Regions from separate parts of the Homo sapiens genome. Here regions 1 and 2 are each linked to region 3. A link is a contact called in ENCODE Hi-C or POLR2A ChIA-PET data. All regions are on one chromosome and are shown on one strand. The core of a region is the stretch at or near the end of the contact, and the rest is flanking DNA. Distances in the headings are between cores, read along the strand shown. Region 1 holds the start of EPCIP-AS1 (EPCIP antisense RNA 1). Region 2 holds the start of LCA5L (lebercilin LCA5 like). Region 3 holds the start of MORC3 (MORC family CW-type zinc finger 3).

Evidence for each region. A loop is a pair of places that touch in the nucleus more often than their neighbours do. ChIA-PET counts read pairs that join two places held with the same protein, here RNA polymerase II (POLR2A). Pooled maps may share reads with other maps.
Region 1: a pooled map shows a loop between it and region 3 (11-fold over the local background). The contact joins the promoter of EPCIP-AS1 here to the promoter of MORC3 in region 3. A Hi-C loop is called at or near these places in 1 of 37 single-sample maps with no recorded cell type and 6 of 50 pooled maps. POLR2A ChIA-PET finds 5 or more read pairs at or near these places in 1 of 52 experiments (A549).
Region 2: a map with no recorded cell type shows a loop between it and region 3 (17-fold over the local background). The contact joins the promoter of LCA5L here to the promoter of MORC3 in region 3. A Hi-C loop is called at or near these places in 1 of 37 single-sample maps with no recorded cell type and 2 of 50 pooled maps. POLR2A ChIA-PET finds 5 or more read pairs at or near these places in 1 of 52 experiments (HCT116).

Annotation. Positions count from the first base shown.
Region 1 is chr21:32,770,458-32,773,451 of GRCh38, forward strand. It overlaps EPCIP-AS1 (EPCIP antisense RNA 1), which reads left to right and starts at 1,643. Exons shown (of 4, transcript NR_024623.1): 1 at 1,643-1,851. PAXBP1 (PAX3 and PAX7 binding protein 1) reads right to left here and starts at 1,298. Exons shown (of 18, transcript NM_016631.4): 1 at 869-1,298. The coding sequence starts at 1,211. RefSeq lists an enhancer at 965-1,954.
Region 2 is chr21:39,444,412-39,447,403 of GRCh38, forward strand. It overlaps LCA5L (lebercilin LCA5 like), which reads right to left and starts at 1,367. Exons shown (of 11, transcript NM_152505.4): 1 at 1,314-1,367. All of the region lies in intron 8 of GET1-SH3BGR (GET1-SH3BGR readthrough), which reads left to right. MIR6508 (microRNA 6508) reads left to right here and starts at 2,599; the gene lies at 2,599-2,658. It also overlaps a transcript of SH3BGR not described here. RefSeq lists a silencer at 1,278-1,537.
Region 3 is chr21:36,318,500-36,321,611 of GRCh38, forward strand. It overlaps MORC3 (MORC family CW-type zinc finger 3), which reads left to right and starts at 1,698. Exons shown (of 17, transcript NM_015358.3): 1 at 1,698-1,804. The coding sequence starts at 1,766. RefSeq lists a silencer at 1,822-2,281.

The DNA.
Region 1 (2,994 bases), core at 393-2,892, 3.5 Mb before region 3:
CTGTCTGTACTCCTCTCAAACCAAATAAAGAGTAACAGAAATGCCAAAGATAAACTACCTACCTTACTGGAAACCTCTCGAATAAAAATGCAAGATTTACAAAACTTAATTTCTTTTTTCGTAACATGGAATTAACTGGGTTATGCACATTCAAATGGTCAGAAGAAAAGATTTAAGGCTCATTTAAGATCAGCAATCTAAAACCACTGCAGCCTGGCCTCCCACAGGAATTGGAGAAACTACCTTGCTTTTACTATTTTTACACCGTCTCGCTTCACTGTTCCCAAAGTCAGTGCGAAGAAGGCTGGGTATCTGCTACCCCTAATTACTTTTATGGGTAAACTGAGGCTCAGCGACTGCAAGGGACTGGCCCAAGGTCACTCAGAACCAGAGCTGCAACTCCAGGCTTCTGTTCCCTCTCCTAGTATTCCTTTTTACAAACTCGGCCTTCATGGTCGAGGATGCCTGGACAGAGCATCCAAGAAGTGTGGGCGCAGTGACCTGCAGAGGGCTCGGAAAGCATGCCAAGAGCAGCCAGGGGACCCACACCAAGTTGGCCCTGAAACACGCCAGGCAGAAAAGAGGCAGGACAGGGAACACCGAATTTCCCCTGAAACACTCTGAATGCCTGATCTGAGCTCCGGCCCCGTGGCAGAGGAGGTGGTTAAGAAAAGGCTGGGGGCAGCGCGGGAACGCGTCCCTTGCCCGAGCAGAAGGCCGGAGGCTGGGGAAGATTCGCAGCCGGTCGGACGGCAGGGGACTCCGTTCCAGGGCTCCGGGGCTGGGCGTCCAGAGAATACGGGGGCGGGGGACGGGGGCCTGCGTCGGGGATGCGGCCGTCTAAGGGCGTCCGAAGCGCGCACTTTACCTTCCTCCTCGTCCTGGAAGCTGAGCAGGCTGGCCCGGGGCACCTCTTTGTTCTCGCGAGGCCTCTTGCGCGGCTTCAGCCCGTTGCCGGGCTCCGCGCCGCCGGGGAAGCCGCCCCCGGCCTCAGCCCCGAGGCCCGGGGTCAGCGCGGAAGGCGGCGACGGCCCCGGGCCCAGCAGCGACTCCCCGCCAGGGGCCCTGTCGCCGCCACCGGGGCCCGCCTCTTCGCCCGTGCCCGGCGGCGGCAACAACGGCGGCGGCTCCTGCTCCTCATCGCGTTCCCGCTCTTCCTCTTCGGAGTCGTTCCGCTTGCGCACGTTCACCCGCCGGGCCTTTCGGAACATCCCCGCGGCCCGCACGGCGGTCGAATACTCGCTTCCACACCGCGGCCCCGGCAGCGCCGAGCTCGTGACGGCGCACGCGCGCTCTCCGGAGCTCCAGCCGGGTCGAGTCCTCTGTTGCTACCGCGCACCCCACGAGCGCGCATGCGCCTATGCTCCCACGCGCTCTCAATACTTGGAGAAAGAGAGAGAGTGAGAGAGAGAGAGAGAGAGAGAGAGAGAGAGAGAGAGAGAGAGAGAGAGAGAGAGAGAGAGAGAGAGAGAGAGAGAGAGAGAGAGAGAGCGAGAGAGAGAGAGAGAGAGAGAGCGAGAGAGAGAGAGAGAGCCCCACACCTCTCGCGAGAGCGTCGGCTCTTTGCATCGCTCTCTGTCGGAGTGGAGTACTATTAGCATGGAACTCTGGTGTTGTTTGACAGGTCACAAAGAGGATCATAGAGATGAGAAGAAAGAGTAGGCTCTGTTGTCCCTCAGACGGCGCTGCTGCAGTGCGTCTTCGCACTTACGCGGAGCGGTAATGTGAGGAAGCCTCCCGCCAAACAGATGAGGGAGGAGGAGGAGGGGAGAGGCCAGAGAGAGAAGCGGCTTTCGGGAAGGAAAGTGTGATCTAGTAGGTGGAATAGTCCTCTCCAAACTTTGACCTGAGGTGTGACTATTGGTAATTACTAGTTATTCTTGAGTAATACTTTGTATTTCTACAGCTTTATAGCTACAGAGCTCTTAGAAAGACATTGAATTTTATTTATGATACAATGTTACTTCAAAGACATTGAATTTCATTTATGGTACAATGTTACTTCAAAGACATTGAATTTCAGTTATGATACAATGTTACCTGGCTTGATGTCCCCCGTTCCCCAGTCTTTCAGGAACAAGGAAAGCAAAAGTGTTTCCGTGTTTTCTAAAGAATGCCAAGTTTGCAAGCAATTCTATGACTAAATACTTTCCAAAGCTTAGTGAGTTTCAGAAACAAGTGGAAGGAAAATAGAGCAGGGGGTGGGGAAGGTTGTGACAGTTCTCAGACTTGCGTGACAAAGCCCTCGCTGGCCACACCTTCACAGGGTGATTGCGCCTAAGGTTGAACTCACCGGCTTTCCCTATCTCATCACCGAACTAGAAGTTTTTCCTTCGGGCATGCACCTGTGCATGCGAATTCATTTTGATGTTTCGAAATTAAAAGGGTATTCGGTAGAGTGAAAAAAATCCACCCATGTCTGGAAGGCTGTTCACTTCCTCAGTGGCAATGTTAACAGTTTCTTATGATCCTCTAAAGATGTTCCATGAACATAAAAGCAAATAAATATGCATATTTTAATGTGTTCCCCTTTTTACACAGATGGTGTGTAAGCTGCATTTTTAGCCTACCGTAGATTGGAGATCGGCCCATATCTGTATATGAAGGGTTGTGTTTTTTTGGTTTTTTGTTTGTTTGTTTTGAGACTAAATTTCGCTCTTGTCGCCCAGGCTAGAGTGCAATGGCGCGATCTCCGCTCACTGCAATCTCCGCCTCCCAGGTTCAAGTGATTCTTCTGCCTCAGCCTCCCTAGTAGCTGGGATTACAGGCACGTGCCACCACGCCCAGCTAATTTATTTTGTATTTTTGTATTTCACTCTGTTGGCCAGGATGATCTCAATCTCTTGACTTCGTGATCCGCCCGCCTCAGTCTCCCAAAGTGCTGGGATTACAGGCGTGAGCCACCGCGCACGGCCGTCTATTTTTTTTTTTAACCCACCTGCGTAGTGATTCATTGTTGGGATATACCGTAATTTATTTAACCAGTTCCATAAA
Region 2 (2,992 bases), core at 117-2,616, 3.1 Mb after region 3:
GCTGACCCGGTTTAAAAGTTGCAATTTGCAAAATACATACTGAAAATACTGCACTTTTACCTATGGAAGTTGTAATTTATATAAGGAAATTGTAATTTATATAATCCTTTAAAAAACTTACTCATACGAAATAACAGAGAACGGGGAAATACCATTAAGACTGTCATGCTCAAGTGGGGGAGGGGCAGACTCAGGGAAACCAATTAGGAAGCAAGTAAAATAATCCACGCACCAGATGATGGGGGCCTGGACCAAGGTGGTGACAGTGGCGGTTGAGAGAAATGGTAGAATTGTGAATCTATTCTGGGTGCATTTTGAAGGCAGTGCTGACAGACTGAAGGTGAGGAAGAGAAAAACAGGACTCAAACAGGATGCAAGACTCGGGCAACTGGAGGATGGAATTTCCAGCAACTATGATGGATTAAGATTGTGGGAGGACAGGCTTGGCTTGGGGAATTATTGAGCGCTATCTTGGACGAGCTGTGTTTGAGATGCCGTAGACATCCAAGTAGGGATGTGGCAGGCAGCTAAATGCAGGGATCTGGTGTTCAGGGGAGGGGCGAGGGCTGGGAATGCACACTTGGGGCTCACTGGAATTCAGATAGGCTCTGAGTACAGGCGACTGGATGAGTTCATCTAGGGATTGAGTGTAGACAGAAAAAAGGCTCAAGCTCACATTCAGCCGTGAAAACTGGTCTCTGAAAAAAGTTAACCGTTGGCTTAAGTGTGGCAACGAAACGTTAACACGCTGAGGGGAGGGTGTGGATAAAGAGCCCCGAGGCTGGGTGAGTGGGGGACAAACACAGACAGAGAAGACATTTCAAAAGATTTAGATTCCTACGAGATAGGGAGATGCCAGCGCTAAGGTTAGAAAGAAAAACTAATCCAAAGCAAAACAGCAAGTAAGCAGAGGCAAAATCGGAGGTCAGATAGAAGATTCAGATAGAAAAACCCCAAAGTTCCCTCGGTGGGGCGGCGGTGAGATCGGCCTCCGCCCCCTCGCCAGACCCAGGCGCGGCCCCGGGAGCGCTAGGTCACCTCGGCCCAGGCCGTCCCCCTGCCCAGCGGGCCTGAGAGTACGTGTGTCGCCGGGGCGCCCGGTCACTGCCGAGCCGGGGTAGCTGTTCCTTGGCAAACTGTGCCGCGAGGAGGAAACGGCGGGGCGCCAGCGAGGCAGGCAGGGGCGAGGACTGAGTGACCGGCGATACTGGAAGCCCAGAAAGAGCGTAGCAGGAGGGTCCGGAAGGGCCCAGAGCTGGGGCTGTAACAGGGTAACCGGCTGAGGGGGACGACGGCAGCAGCGGGGCCGTTACCTGCTCCGCGCTGTTCCCACGACTGCGCCAACGCCGCAGCGCCGGCGCGTCCCCATGGAAACCCGCGCGCGGGGCCTCCTGGGAAGCGCCGGCCTGCGGGGGCTGGGCGCGCGCATGCGCACTCGGGCAGCAGGAGCCGCGGCGGGGAGGGGCGTCTTGGGCCTGGAGGTCAGTGTGGCCTCGCGTTTGTCTTCGGTGACGGGAAGTGAGTTTCTTGTGTAGACGTCTGTAAACGATCCTCCTGCCGTCCCTGTTCGGCGCCCGGGACCCTGCCTTCCCGCGTGGCCGCACCGAGACGAGGGAGCCTGTCACGCGCTCTGGCGCTCTCCTGACCTCTTAAGGCTCTGTCAGTCTTAGGTAACTTGAGTCAGTAGGTGGGTGTAGACGCCTGGTCAATTCCTGGGAAGCACAGTTCCCCTATTAACCCCTTGTCATAAAGACGATTTTTTTTTTTTTTTTGTAAAACAAAATCTGATGACAAAACAATGCATGTTTGGCATAGAGAATTTAGAAATGTACAGGCAAGTCCAAAGCAAAAGTCAAAATCACCTAGATGATGGAGTTATAGATGTTTTTTAATGACAGCATAGGAATTTGGCATAATTTAGGAAGACTTACATTGTTTCCTTTTATTTATTTACTTTTTTTCCTGCATCAAAGCCATGTTGAATATCCTTGCAGATGAATCTTTGAGGTCACCCCTGACTGTTTCCTTAGGATAAATTCCTACAAGCGAGGTTGCAGGGCCAAAGCATATGCTCACTTTGAGGCTTTCTAAAGGTAGAGGGAAACTGCCTTCCAGTAAGTGTCCCGATACTTGGCCCGCATTGGAAATTCTCTTTTTTCTTAAAATTTTTTTGCCCATTTTATTGTCAAAAATTGGCATCTTTAATTGTATTCACTTCCTTTTTAGTAGGAAGAATAGACTTTTTCCCATATCTTGAGTGCCATTTGTCCTTATTGTGTGATTTGCATTTTCCTGTCTTTTGTCCATTTTAAAACTTGACATTCATCTTTGTAAAAATGGGTTTTGTAAGGACTTTTGATGCTTGAAAACTTGGCTTGTGATATACGTTGCAAATATTTCCTCAATTTGTCAGTTACCTTTAATTTTGTTTACAGTGTATTTTGGTATTTGTGTAGAGTCAAGCTTATTACATTTCTCTATAGTTTCTGCATTTGGTTTTTATATAAAAGGAGAAACGGGTGTTTTTTTTCAAATTGACTTTAATCCTACTTTGGTAGAAGTGGGTTAGGACAAGCTTTCTCTCCATATCACCATTTCTTCCTCTAGAAATGCATGACCCACCCTGAGTTTTGGTGGGCCATGCATTTCTAGAACTCCTTAGGTAGGGAATTATCCGTATAAGATGGGTGCCGGTTGTTTTTGCTGGTGGTGGTGGGCGGGGCAACATCTCCAGGTAGGCAAACATTAGACAAATGTCACTCTAGACTTGACATTATGGAAAGATGGGCTGATGCTTGGTGGGTGGTGGTGGCCCCATGACAGTAACGAGAGCGGAGTTTTGCCATTGCGGGAGCATCCAACCCTGGAGCTCATGACTGGAGGAATTGAAAGGTAGAGTTTCCTGAGAATGGTTTCCTCCTCTTTTCTACCAGCTTTTCCCAGTCTGTAGACATGATAAGTCACTGCAAATCTGCCCTTGAATCTTTCTTTG
Region 3 (3,112 bases), core at 448-2,947:
TGTTTCTTTTTCCTTTTTGAGACGAGAGTCTCGCTCTGTTGCCCAGACTGAGTGCAGTGGTGAGAACATGGCTCATTACAGCCTCAGTCTCCCAGGGTCAAGTAGTCCTCCCCACCTCAGCCTCCCAAGTAGCTGGAACCACAGGCGTGCGCCCCCAAGCACAATTAATTTTTTTTTTTTTTTGAGATGGAGTTTCGCTCTTGTTGTCCCGGCTGGAGTGCAGTGGTGTGATCTTGGCTCACCGCAACCTCCACCTCCTGGGTTCAAGTGATTCTCCTGCCTCAGCCTCTCCAGTAGCTGGGATTACGGGCATGTGCCACCACACCCGGCTAATTTTGTATTTTTAGTAGAGATGGGGTTTCGCCATGTTGGTCAGGCTGGTCTCAAACACCCGACCTCAAGTGATCTGCCCGCCTTAGCCTCCCAAGGTGCTGGGATTACAGGTGTGAGCCACCACGCCCTGCCAGCTAATTCAATTTTTTTTTTGTAAAGATGAGGTCTCCTCGTGTTGCCCAGGCTCGTCTCGAACTCCTGGGTTCAAGAGACCCTCGCAATGTAGCCTCTCAAAGTGCTGAGATTACAGACATGAGCCACTGCACCCAGCCAATTTCTCTTTCTAAAAATAATTAATTTTTTTGAGACAGTCTCACTCTGTCGCCCAGGCTGGAGTACAGTGGCGCGATCTGGGCTCACTGCAACCTCCTTGTCCTGGGTTCACCCACTTCTCCTGCCTCAGCCCCCCGAGTAGCTGGGATTACAGGCGCCCACTAATATGCCCAGCTAATTTTTGTATTTTTAGTAGAGATGGGGTTTCACCATGTTGGCCAGGCTGGTCTTGAACCCCTATCAAGTGAACCCCCAACCTCGACCTCCCAATGTGTTGGGATTATAGGCATGAGCCACTGCACCGGCCTTATGCCTTTAGGACTCTTATTTATTTATTTTGAGACGGAGTTTCACTCTTGTTGCCCAGGGTGGAGTGCAATGGCGCAATCTCGGCTCATTGCAACCTCCGCCTCCTGGGTTCAAGCATTCTCCTGCTTCAGCCTTCCGAGTAGCTGGGATTACAGGCATGTACCACCACGCCCGGCTAATTTTGTATTTTTAGTAGAGATGGGATTTCTCCATGTTGGTCAGGCTGGTCTCGAACTCCCGAAGTCAGGTGATCCGCCCGCCCACCTCGGCCTCCCAAAGTGCTGGGATTACAAGCGTGAGCTACCGCGCCCGGCCCCAGAACTCTTTTTTTTTTTTTTAAATCATGAGTTAGATTGATAGTTTTCAGGGCAAATCCAAACAGTCTACATTAATTTCCGTCTTTATTTCGTTAAGGTTTCACATGGACACTGGTGGATATGGAATGGCTTTTTTCTGCGCAATTCACATCCGACCAGGTCAAGTGACTGGAGTTCACCGGTCTCGGGTATACCGCATCTCGCGCCAGGCTTCAAACTCTAGATCCCCGAGTCTCGAGCTCCAGCTGGGTGTCGAGACGGGTACGGGCCGGCCGCGCCTCGCGCATGCGCCCTAGGCCCGCAGGGCCCCGCGCTGGAAGCTCAGCTCCCACTGTACCCTGCTTTAACCAGTCAGGCAATTCATCTTCCCCAAGCTCCCAATTCGGCATTGCCTGGAGGCGGAAGTGGGTGGGAGGGGCCAGACGTGCGCCCCTCCCCGGAAGTGGGCGGTACCCATAGGGCTCCACAGTCGTTCCGCCACCTCCCAGTCGGGTTGCGGCGGAGGCCGTTCCTGGCTTTGTAGCTCGCTCAAGATGGCGGCGCAGCCACCCCGCGGGATACGCCTCAGCGCGGTGAGCAGCCGCGAGGGGTGGAGCGGGCCGTGTCCCAGGAGGGCGGGCGGGCAAGCGAAGGGGGGCCGGCAGTGGGCGGTGGCGGCTTGTGGGGCCGACGCGGCGGCGGGGGCTGCGGCGGGGCCCGGGGAGGGGGCGGCCATCTCGCTCCCGTCGGCGGAACAGCTCGGCTGCGGGCCGGGCTGCGTTCCGTCGCCTCTGCATTGTGTTTCTGTTTTGCTTCGGGGCGGGCCAGGGTCGCGGCTCCTCCTCCCAGCTCCCTCCTAGTCTCCCAGCAGCTGTCGTCCGCGGGCGAGGCCTCGGCGGGAGATCGGTCTGCTCTCGGGGCCGCGGGGCCCCTGACCCTCTTCTGTCCGCTGGGCGTCGTGGTGGGAGGGAGCGGGTTCCGCGTCCAGAAACGCCGGCGGCCTCGACGTCCCGGGGGCGGGGGGACGGGGCTGCGGGCCTGCCTGCGGGCGAGTGGAGTCAGGATGAGTGTGCCTGATGCCTGTCAGTGCCTGCAGCTTCCTTGGCAGTGGAAGCCTTGGGGCCCAGACCCTAGATCGCTGAGCTCGAGCTCTCCTCTTTATCCCGCGTTGCGTCTGTTTTGGGGCGTTTCGAGTTCTTGGAAACCCTGTGAACATTTCTTGTATCTTAAATCGTAGGGAGCGGTCACACAAGATAACTTGAAATCTCACGTCCAGGAAATGTGGGCGTGGCTTCCCCACCTGATTATCCTAAAAAACTTTTCTACCTTGTGAGCGCAGTTGATGTTATGCTGAAATGTTCCTCTTTTCTGGAGGTTGTTGACTTTTGCCAAAGAATGACTGCCCTAGTGCCACTAATTTTAACATTCGAATGGGTAGTGACTCCTTGGGGTACAAACACGTAGTGAATAATTGGTGCATTGCTCTGGGACTTTCATTCGTTTAGGCAGATTCTAACACCTGGTTTTGACGGACTTTAAATTTTTTCTAGTCCGATATTTGTGAAATGATATTTGCTTTTACTTGCGTTTCCTTGACTGTTTGTGTTGTTGAGCTCTTCGCATGTATTAGTCTTTGTGGTTTTTTGTTTTGTTTTTTTGAATTGCCTATTCATATCCTTTGACCATTTTCTGTTTTTCTTTTGGGAGGATCTTTATTGATTTGTAAGAGTTCTTTACGTATTCTGGATAAAGGTCCATCCTTTCGTTATGTAACTAGCTTATTGAGTGAGCTAGGCTTTAGTAGTTTGAAAATAGAGGACAATTTTATTCTTTTTTTCTTTTTTTTTTTTTTAACCACTGAGTGTAAACATTAATTATTCCCCACTTGTGTGAATCTGGGT